Linked DNA regions of Mus musculus: region 1 is linked to region 2. A link is a loop called in an ENCODE intact Hi-C map of the cell type or tissue named here. Cell type or tissue: left cerebral cortex. All regions are shown on one strand.

Region 1 (5,000 bases), 420 kb before region 2:
TTTCAACCCCAGCAAGCAGCAGAACTCAGAAGCATCAGTCGTGTGGCTCTGGCTTTAGAGTCAAGAATAGAAGGGACTCCTGGGACAACTGATGCTGGTTAGCTGGAGCTAAGAAATTAGCAGTGATTAAGTAGAGACCACTGAAGTGAAATCTAGGAAGTGTTTTCTGAGAGCACAAAGAAACTGTGTTCCAGAGATAGCTAAGGTTGAACCTCCGGTTGCAGCTGGACTTGGTAATATGTAAGAGTCAACCCAGGTGGTACTGGTTCTGAAGGCGTGGATAGGTCATGAAGAGCAGCTGAGGCTTGGCCCTGAAGAGGCCATGGAAGGCCATTGGTGATGGTGCAGCTTCAGTTGCAGTTGACAGCCCAAAACTGAAAGGGTCATGCAAAGGATTTGAGGCTTGGCACCATACAGAGAGCCTGTGAGAGGCTATTGGTGAAGCCTAGCTGCAGTGGAAGACCCCAGTGTATTGGAGATGCCAGTACAATGGGATGATCACCAAGAACAACAGCACAGTGGAGTGGATCAACCTGAGCCTAGAGTGCTACAGAGGGCAGAGCTGGAGAAGTGACACCAGCCCTTTGAAAGAGCCCAGAAGATCATATGTGGATCCCAGACATTGAAACAAGAAGCTAAAACTTTGAAGTTTGCCTTGGAGGCTCAAAGATATTTGAGATGCCAGAGCCAAAGGATATTTGCTGAGGAAAGCTGCTAACAGGGAGTGGAAGAAGCAGCCCAGGAGAAAGAAGTTTGTTGCTGTCAACAAAGATGAAAAAGGAGTTGGAGATCTGAAGACTGCTTTGACATCAGACATGGAGATGCAGACTTTGGAGTTTGCCCAGCTGGTTTCCTGTCTTGCTTCCCAGGTTACAGTTAAGTGCTTGGATGAATGTCAGAAGAGACATTTTTAGTTAATATTTTATTCATTTACATTTCAAATTTTTCCAAGTTACCCCTTCACAAACCTCCCATCCCATCTCCCCTCTTCCCTCTCCCCTCCGCCTCTATGAGGGTGCCCCTCCACCCACTCACCCACTCCTGCCTCACTGTTCTAGCATCCCCCTTTGCTAGCATCAAGCCACCACAGGACCAAGGGCCTCCCCTCCCATTGATGTGAGAAAAGGCCACCCACAGCTACATATGTAACTGGAGCCATGGATCTCTCCATGTGTACTCTTTGGTTGATGGTTTAGTCTCTGGGAGCTCTGGGTGGTCTGGTTAGTTGATATTGTTCTTCTATGAGATTGCAATCCCCTTCAGCTTCTTCAGGCCTTCCCCTAGCTCCAGAAGGGACTTTTAACTTTGGACTTTTAATATTGCTGATACTGCTATAGTCTATGGGGATTTTGGAAGTCGGACTACATGTACCTTTTTATTAAGCTATGTCTATATATGGCCCCCATAGACTTGTGTGTTTGAAGAAGCCTATGGGGCCAGGGAGTGGAATGTTATGGTCTGTATATGCTTGGCCCAGGGAGTGGCACTATTAGAAGGTGTGGCTCTGTTGGAGTAGGTATGTCATTGTGGGCAAGAGCTTTAAGACCCTATTCCTAGTTGCCTAGAAGCCAGTATTCTCCTAACAGCCTTCAGATGGAAGATGTCGAACTCTCAGCTCCTCCTGCACCATGCCTGACTGGATGCTGCCATGCTTCCCACCTTGATGATAATGGACTGAACCTCTGAACCTGTAGCCAGCCCCAATTAAATGTTGTCCTTTATAAGACTTGCCTTGGTCATGGTATCTGTTCACAGCAATAAAATCCTAACTAAGACAAACAGTTAAACAGTTTTATTGGCACTGGGCTCAAACCAGGGATCTTGCACATGTTAGTCAAGAGGTCTACCAAGTTATACCCTCTTGGTTCATTTTTCCTTATGCTGATATAATATAATAGCCATTTCTACCCCAGAGAAAAAAATGTTAAATTTCCATCAATCTTATTTCATTTTGAAATGTTTGAACGGATGCTTTTACATTTTTGTTCATCTTTTTGAATAGGAAAAAAAAAGCAACTCTGGGATTTCTCAGTATTATGTAACCTTCTTACATTCTACTCTGTAACCTCAGCTGTGGTCACTGTCTTTATATGAAGAACAAGGGCAGACAGCAGACCTCTCTCTCCATGCAGTAACCCCAAACAATGGTGCTTCCAGCCTTGTGCAAGCCCAGTGTGAAACTTCAGCAGAGCAGTTCCTTCTCCACCAATGCCAAGCAGTTTACACACACACCTGAAAAGGGAAAAAAAGGACCAGTAGGCCACTTACTCTATTCCTCTGTGTATGTGCTCCAAGGAAAGGTGGAATTATGGGTGTATGCAAATGAGCCTTTTATAATTCAGGGACTTTATGTACATTACAGAATTTGTCTTAGGTAATCCTATTTTATTTTATTTGTACAGGGGATTGAACCTACTACTCCAGCCCCCTACATGGGTTTTTAAAGCCCCTAATCTCCCCAAATCCTTTAATCAAGTAACCTTTCAGGTGAAAGTCACCTTTATTAATCCAAGTTCTTTATTAAACTAGCTCAATAGTTTAGATATCTGTTTTTAACATGCCAATTTCCAGATGCCACTGAAAATTAGAATTATCAGTCATTTCTTATAGAGGTAATCCCATCTTAATTCTTCAGTTTACCAGGAGCAAGAGAAGATGCTCGGATTCAGCCAGATGCCTGAGAAACCTTTCAGGGATGCTTGCTAAATCCTCCCCACAGGAGCACCGACACTCCTTCCACAACGGTCTGTGGAGACCTCATGCCCTGACTGTAAAGTCCTCTAGGGTGTGCTAGAGACCAAGCAGTGAGGTTCTGGGCACAGTCAGAGCTTGAGGCAGCGACTTCAGCAAAGGCTTCCTTCTCTGCGGTCCTAATGCTACCTAGACTAATACTACTCTAATACTAATACTACTCTAGACTCAGCAGAGTGGTTCAGACCAGGGCAAGGCAAGAGGGTTCCCACCACCTCGTGTCCCCACTGCTAGAATCCTATCATTCTCTGTCCCTCCAAAGAAGTCCCCAGCAATCCGGTAACATGAGCCATACAGACAGAATAAGCAAGCCACAGGCAACTCCTGGATGAAAAGATACAACTTTATCCTCGTGCTTCATGGAAAGTTTTGAAGAGGGAATTGTTCTCTGGCCATTAAAAAAAAGAAAAAAAACCTGACTCTTTGAACATCTAAAAAGTTATTTATTTGTACAATTATATAAATATTTTCATGTCTACATGTGAACATGATGCTTACATTCTCAGAAGGTTTAAAAATCAATACAATTAGATTCTTTAGAAAATGATTACCTTATTCCAAAACAAGACTTATTCTGTAAGAACAGAACTATAGACCGAGTAGATGACGTCAGTGGGAGGAGGTCGCTGGAGAGGGAGTGGAAGGGTTGCGGATACCAAGAGCGCAATAGATCCCTATACTCCCGGGTTTTAGAAGATAAAGCTCAGCAAGCACCGCTAAGGTGCAAAACCCAAAGCAGCCATCCCAAGTGATGGGTAGTAACCTCGTGACCACTGCATCCTAACCTGATGCAACTCATCCAGCTCCTGTCGCGTTTGCTCGTGCAGCAACAAAAGGACCCTCGTCCAGTTTACTCTCACCGAGCAAACTGATACTGTAAGGCAGCAGCGGAATTACAGAAAGGCCTTCGGAACCCTCTGAACGGCACATTGGCTGTGAGTTCCTGGGAAGACACCGAGGCCCTCGGACCCTGTTTTCTTGTTTTCAGTCGTAGACGGTAGGTAGTTACGGTGCTATTTTTGTGGGGAAAAGAGGTGAGAAACCTACAAAAAAAAAAAAAAAAAAAAAGACTAACACTGCCATGGCCAATAAGTGACATCCTATAAAGGAGTTTTGTGGCTTTTTTTCTTTTAATGTCACAAATGAGAGTAACCCATTTCTGCTAGTCTGTTCCGGGTGGCTCAGCCACTCGCTCAGTTAAGCTGGCCCCATCCCTGCCCTCTGAAGCCACTCCAATCACATAGTCATAGCTGACAACAGGAACATTTTCACTGGGGAGGGGGGAGGGCGCTGTGGGTGTCCCTCCTTTAGATGTCTCCTCAGCAGCAGACAGCTCTCTATTGAGAACTTCACTCTCTTCTGGTGGGAAAACTCCCCCCAGGCACACACACTAAGCATTTGTGACAAACTTCACTGGACCCCACTGAGTGACAGGGGTGTGCCCTTATGCATACACCTCCCAGGGAACAGTGCTTTATACACTACAGGTTATGGCATGGCTGTATAGGGTGCCCTGAGAGGCAAGGACCTGGACCCCATAGGAAAATGAACTATGGTCAGGCTCTGAGGTATCTCTCCAGCTGGTTGAGAGCGGCACATGTGAGTCTGTAGGTGTGGCTCTAAGCAGGATGGCATTCTTTTCAGAGTAAATAGGGATGCTGGGTAGCTCTTGCATTGGGCTGCAAACCAGGGCGCCACCTTTAGGCGGGCAGATATGCAGGAGCCAGAGCATCAGACCCAAGGCACTAATTCTACCCTCAGAAGATAGAGGGCAGGCAGTTCCAGTACCAAGGATGCCAGCTACACCAGGCAGAGAACAGACTCGTCTGAAGGAGCCTTAGGCTTACACGGCCCATGTGTGCTGCCTAACTCCAGGTGTTATGGGAGCTCTTAGTATAGGAGAGATCTGGTTGGAGCTCTCCAGGGGGGCTGAGCTAGGCTTGTGGTCCTGATGAGCCTGGTCCTCACTGCCTAGATAGTATATACAAATATAGTTGGCAGGGTTCAGTGAAGAGTGATGGTTTCCTCCCAAGCAGGGTGTGATCTCGCCCTCATGAAAAGCAGGAATGGTATACTTTCCCCAACCTAGTGGCTTCTGGAAGAGCAATCCTGCCCAGCCTCTGCAGATACACCACACACTGTAAGGCAAGGCTAGCAGGATGCTCAGGTCTCACCATGAGCTTCGTCCATCCCACAGTGGCTTGTTAAGGCTGCACCTCCTGGCTCCACCACCATGAGCAGGAGCAGGC
Region 2 (5,000 bases):
AAAGCCAAAGGATGGAAAGGAAATGACCTGGCCCCTTCGATGTATTTACATCTATTCTCACTGCTTCAGTCATGGTCGTGGTACAGGAAGGTTTTTTGGTTTTTTTTGTTTTTTGTTTTACTTATTTATTATTATATGTAAGTACACTGTAGCTGGCTTCAGATGCACCAGAAAAGGTCAGGGTGGTTGTGAGCCACCATGTGGTTGCTGGGATTTGAACTCAGGACCTTTGGAAGAGCAGTCAGTGCTCTTACCCACTGAGCCATCTCGCCAGCCCAGAAGTCTTTTTGTAAGGTTGATTGGTTGAAGCAGAGGTGGATGAACAAATAATGTCCCTGTCTAATTAGGGAAGTGAGCCCCTTATGTTATCACAGTTCCTAAGTTTACTTTCAGGTTCATCATTAAGGAATGTTCAAAGTTGATTGTAAATTCTCCCATAGAACAAACATGAGGAGGCAGATTCAGCAGAGACTAGTAGAGCTCACTGTAGACGTAGGTGTCTTCAAAAGCTGGCACTGTTTAGGTGGCTACAACAACAAAACAAAACAAAACAAAACGAGATATTTTACCCTTGCTTGCAGTGGGGGAAACAGTATTCTTTTACTTTAGTTAATTTTAAAGATCCTTTTATCTACTAAAGGAAATACACACACACACACACACACACACACACACACACATATATATGGTAGTGGGTGTTTTCACGGAATACATAACTTTTTAGGTGTTGAAAGAAAGATGAAATTTCAAGACCTGTAAGTCATATAAAGTACTCAGAAATTGCTGGTTGTTTGTGAGCCTAGAGGCTGCCTGGGGCTGAGAAAAAAGAAAAAACTAACCCGGGTATGCCCCGTAGTTAAAATATTCCTGGGAACAGCTTAACCTTAAAGATAAAGAGGAATGTGAGGACATAACAGGGCTATCTGAACTGAGTCAACAACTCACAGAACTCTGACACCCTGCACGTACATGTAATTTTTCTGCTGATGTTTGAATAAGCCAATAGTGTGTTGCTATGCTGAATTCCACACCCCTAAGCCCCTTACCCCATAAAAACCCCTAGCTTCTGAACCTCATGGCCGACATCCATTATCTCCTGTGTAGGCTGCATGTTGGTCCGGAGCTCCGTCATTAAACTACCTCATGTAACTACATCAGGGTGGTCTATTCATGATTCTTTGGGTGCCCGCTGAATCTGGAATTGAGTGGGGGTTTCCCCACTAGGTTCTATCAGTGTCAACACTAAGACATGTAGAAGATAGCTTTGATGCATCTTTATGTTGGAGGAAAATGGCATAAAATAAGTTTTAATTTAATGTTTCTGATATTGGAGGAATATACTTGGAGTTATAAACTACTGTGTGTTGTTGCTCCTGTTCTTACAAAGATATATTTGGCCAGTACAGAGAAATGCAATATATTTGATTATAAATGCCTTCTGCCTTGTAATTAATATAGTATATTATATATTAGATCTAACCTCAGTGATAAATGCATTTTGAAGCTTGAAAAGAGTTGTAATAAAATTGTCTGTACCGTTGCAAAAAAAAAAAAAAATCCCTGAGAAAATAACACTAGCTGGTCTGAATTCAATGGGTCCATGCAGGTACTCAGTTTCCATTCAGAGATTCATCAGGTGAACCGGATCTGTCTTGGATCCCCATATCGTGGCGCTATAATTGTCCATGTTAAAAACAAACAAACAGAAACCCTGGTACTCTTATCCTAAATGGAATGAGAGATATTTTATTCTGGAGCCATTTTGAGAGACTGTGGCTCAGATACACAGATCTTGATTAACCCAAGTTCCCACATTCAAACATGGAAGTAGTTTCATTAAATTTTTATAGTTTTACAGAACAAGGTAAATTATAAATCAAGGTTAAAGTACATCGGTGGGTATATCAGAGGAGTAGATACAGCAAGTTGGGGAAGCTTTTCTAATAGGTCTATAGGCCTAAGATTCAAAGGGTTAGTTCCAACAGAGGTGGCAAGGACTGGTTGTCCGGGTTGGGGAGGTGCTAGAACCAGCCCAAAATAAGATAATTAAATTAATTTCTAGACCTGCAACATTCCAATCTCTCTAAAGTACTACGGTTCTAATCAGCCGATCAGTCTCTGCAGTCACAACTTCTTTCCAGGAGTTCTCATCCACAGTCCCCATAAAAGAAGGCTCCAGCAACAACCACGATCCCTTAGCAATTTCCCTCATGTGCATCCATCAATATTGACAGCAAGTCCATCTTTAATTTGCACTATCGCTTGACTCAAATTATCTTGCTTATTTTGCAAATCCGTGGGATTGTTTCCTTTTAATTCATCGGAAAAGAGGTGAGGAACACCTAGCCCCAGACCTTGACCAGGAGCAACTGTCACAGAGACAACCGCTGCGGACTCGCCCCGTCACTCACGGAAGGGCAGGACAGGGAGTTCTGTTAGTTCTCTACGGCTCCAGTCAGCTCAGTTGTTCATCCTGTTCACTTTCTCCGGTCTGCATCTTTATGGAACCTCGATATCCACTCCATCCAAAAAGGAAGCAGCAGGATCGAGCCAGCCAAAGACCCAGGAACATAATGATTGGTCTCCGTTTCCTACCGGAATCCAAAAGGAGCGGAACAGTGCAGGCTGGAAAACATCTCGGAGGACATTTTTGGCAGAGGGACGAACCAGTTCAGCTGTGCACTTCTTGGCGCTTGTGCTTCCGGCTGTGCTCTGGTTTGAGTTTGTATTTACACGATGCTCCACAGAATCCCGGCATTTCTACGCCCTCGCCCTTTCTCGGGCCTCCCTTTGTCCTGTGGAAACCGGGACGTCTCGGTGGCTGTGCTACCCGCGGCTCAGTCCGGAGCTGTGAGGTAAGGTGGCCCAGAGCTATTGGCCGCGCCGGGCTTCCAGGGCTCGCTTGCCCTCTACTTGCCTTGCAGCGACATTTTTTTCCAGCCCCCGGGGTTGGATACTGTAAGCGTAGGCTCTTGGAAGCGGTTGTTCGAAGTGTGGGTAGAAAGAAATCGTAGAAGGACAAGGCAGCTTGTCCGATGCCGTGATGAGTGTGGCAAACAGCCATAACAACAAGTCTTGTTTCTTGTCCCGCGGTCTTTCTGCTGCAAATCTATCCCTCATCCTGCTTGCTGTTACTTCTCTTTGTACGGACTCGAAAAGAGAGGTCGTTTTCTTTCATCTTCTATGCTTCCCAAGAATTTTTATAGCCTCGTTAATGCTTCCCTCCTTTATTCCCTACTGCATTATTTAAAGTGCGTTTATGTCAGCTACCGATGTTGAGCTCCGAATAAAACAGTCCTACCATTCTGGACAGTAGTATACTTCCATTGAGGAGGTGATTCAAGTAGAGTGAAGATAGCATGGGTAAGCACAGAGTTCATTCTCTCAACAGATAACTAGAGGAGAGCAAATAGAGACATCTCGAAGTTGTAAGAGGTTCATGGTATTCTTTCTGGGCACGCCTGTCCTCAACGCCTATCTCAGTGCTGAAGCAAGATAGCAGTGGAGATGGAAAGGATCAACTCCGTGAAGGAGTCTGCACAAAATAAAGTGAACAGGATGTGACCTATAATGAAGTAACGGAGTGGTCAAAAGGAGTGACTATTTCTGCTGATTGCTCTAGAGAACTGACAGAAGGAGAAAGATGTTTCAGAAAGATTCTAAAATGTCTTAGCATTTTAAACTTGCAAGATGAATTTTTATTGTAGGATCCTACACTGCAGGGTGAAAAATGTGAAGTCAGTCTCTGAGGGAAGCCATGTGGTGCTTTTGGTGATGTTGGGGATTTGAATTCAGGGCTTCAAAATTAGTGGAAGCTCATGAGGTATTCTCAAAGAAAAAAAAAGCTCATATGAGCATTTAGGATAATAGTTTTATTACTTTATGCTAGGGAACATTCATGGTTTTCCTGTAATACAGGTTTTGTGTGTGTGTGTGTGTAGTGTCAGAGCACTCTTGAAAGGAAACGTTGTGCTAAATAAAATTAATATGTGTGACTTGTTCTTCTGATTTTCCTATGTCAAGGTACCTTCAACATTAACTTTCAGAAATAATAACTGTTTGAATTGTATCATATTGATATCTCAAGAGTTCTGTGTATTGGTCATGACAGTACTTCCCTTTGTAACTTATTTTTCACTCCGGCATTTTCTTTTCTTTTTTTTTTTTTTTTTTTTTTTTTTTTTTTGGTTTTTCGAGACAGGGTTTCTCTGTGTAGTCCTGGCTGTCCTGGAACGCGCTCTGTAGACCAGGCTGGCCTCGAACTCAGAAATCCGCCTGCCTCTGCTTCCCAAGTGCTGGGATTAAAAGCGTGTGCCACCACGCCCGGCTAACTCTGGCATTTTCATAAGCAAATTATATAGTTTCAGAGTTTGGGAAAATTTTTTTTGCATTAAAGTGTTCCAAGCCTGGGGATGCCAATTGCTAACTTTGACAATTTGATACATATTAATAACACATTATTAATTTACTATACTAATAATAATACACTATTAATAATATGTAATCCAGAGAACAAATTGCAACTGAGTTATCTTGGGTTTTAGTTAAAATGCAAATTCCCCCACTCCATTCCAAATGTGAAAACTCGTGAACCCATTGCCTGTGCGCTGCAGCAGGTCAGAAGTCCTACGGCCTTTAGAGCATCAGCTTCTTTTTTTTATAAAATGAGAATGTATTTTTGTAAAATCATAAGGATTAAGTAGCATAGCTATTCAAAAGAAGTCTTCTAACTAGTGGTGCCAGCATCACTTGGGAACTTGTTTAAAATGTAAAATTTTTAGTTCCTTCTTGAAGGTGCTAAGTCAGAATTATGTTGTGGGACCAAAGAATCTACATTTTAGCAAGTAGGATAGGTAATTTCTGTGTGTTTTAAAGACTAAGAAACAGTACTGTAGCCATTAGCATCCTAAAGGTAGAAACTGTTTACTGGGCCACAGTCTGACTGCTCACCATACCACATGATAAACCAATTGAGCCATGAAACAGGATGTTGGAAGCAA

What was found. Hi-C counts contacts between places; a loop is a spot of excess contacts. Peaks named below come from ENCODE experiments on the same cell type or tissue, not always from the same donor. Only the 100,000 strongest peaks of a DNase experiment are listed, where the experiment ranks them.
Region 1: a loop joins it to region 2, with 5 times the contacts of the local background. A loop is called at or near these places in 2 of 42 quality-filtered maps.

Annotation. Positions count from the first base shown.
Region 1 is chr8:21,989,612-21,994,611 of GRCm38, forward strand. It overlaps Atp7b (ATPase, Cu++ transporting, beta polypeptide), which reads right to left. Exons shown (of 21, transcript NM_007511.2): 21 at 4,737-5,000. Among named protein-coding and RNA genes, the nearest start is that of Ccdc70, 22 kb to the left of the region's middle. In left cerebral cortex, CTCF peaks have their summits at 2,772 and 4,510; a DNase peak (open chromatin) is centred at 2,785.
Region 2 is chr8:22,408,730-22,413,729 of GRCm38, forward strand. It overlaps Mrps31 (mitochondrial ribosomal protein S31), which reads left to right and starts at 2,611. Exons shown (of 7, transcript NM_020560.2): 1 at 2,611-2,855. The coding sequence starts at 2,737. In left cerebral cortex, a CTCF peak has its summit at 2,894; a DNase peak (open chromatin) is centred at 2,631; H3K4me3 peaks cover 1,963 bases; H3K27ac peaks cover 1,018 bases.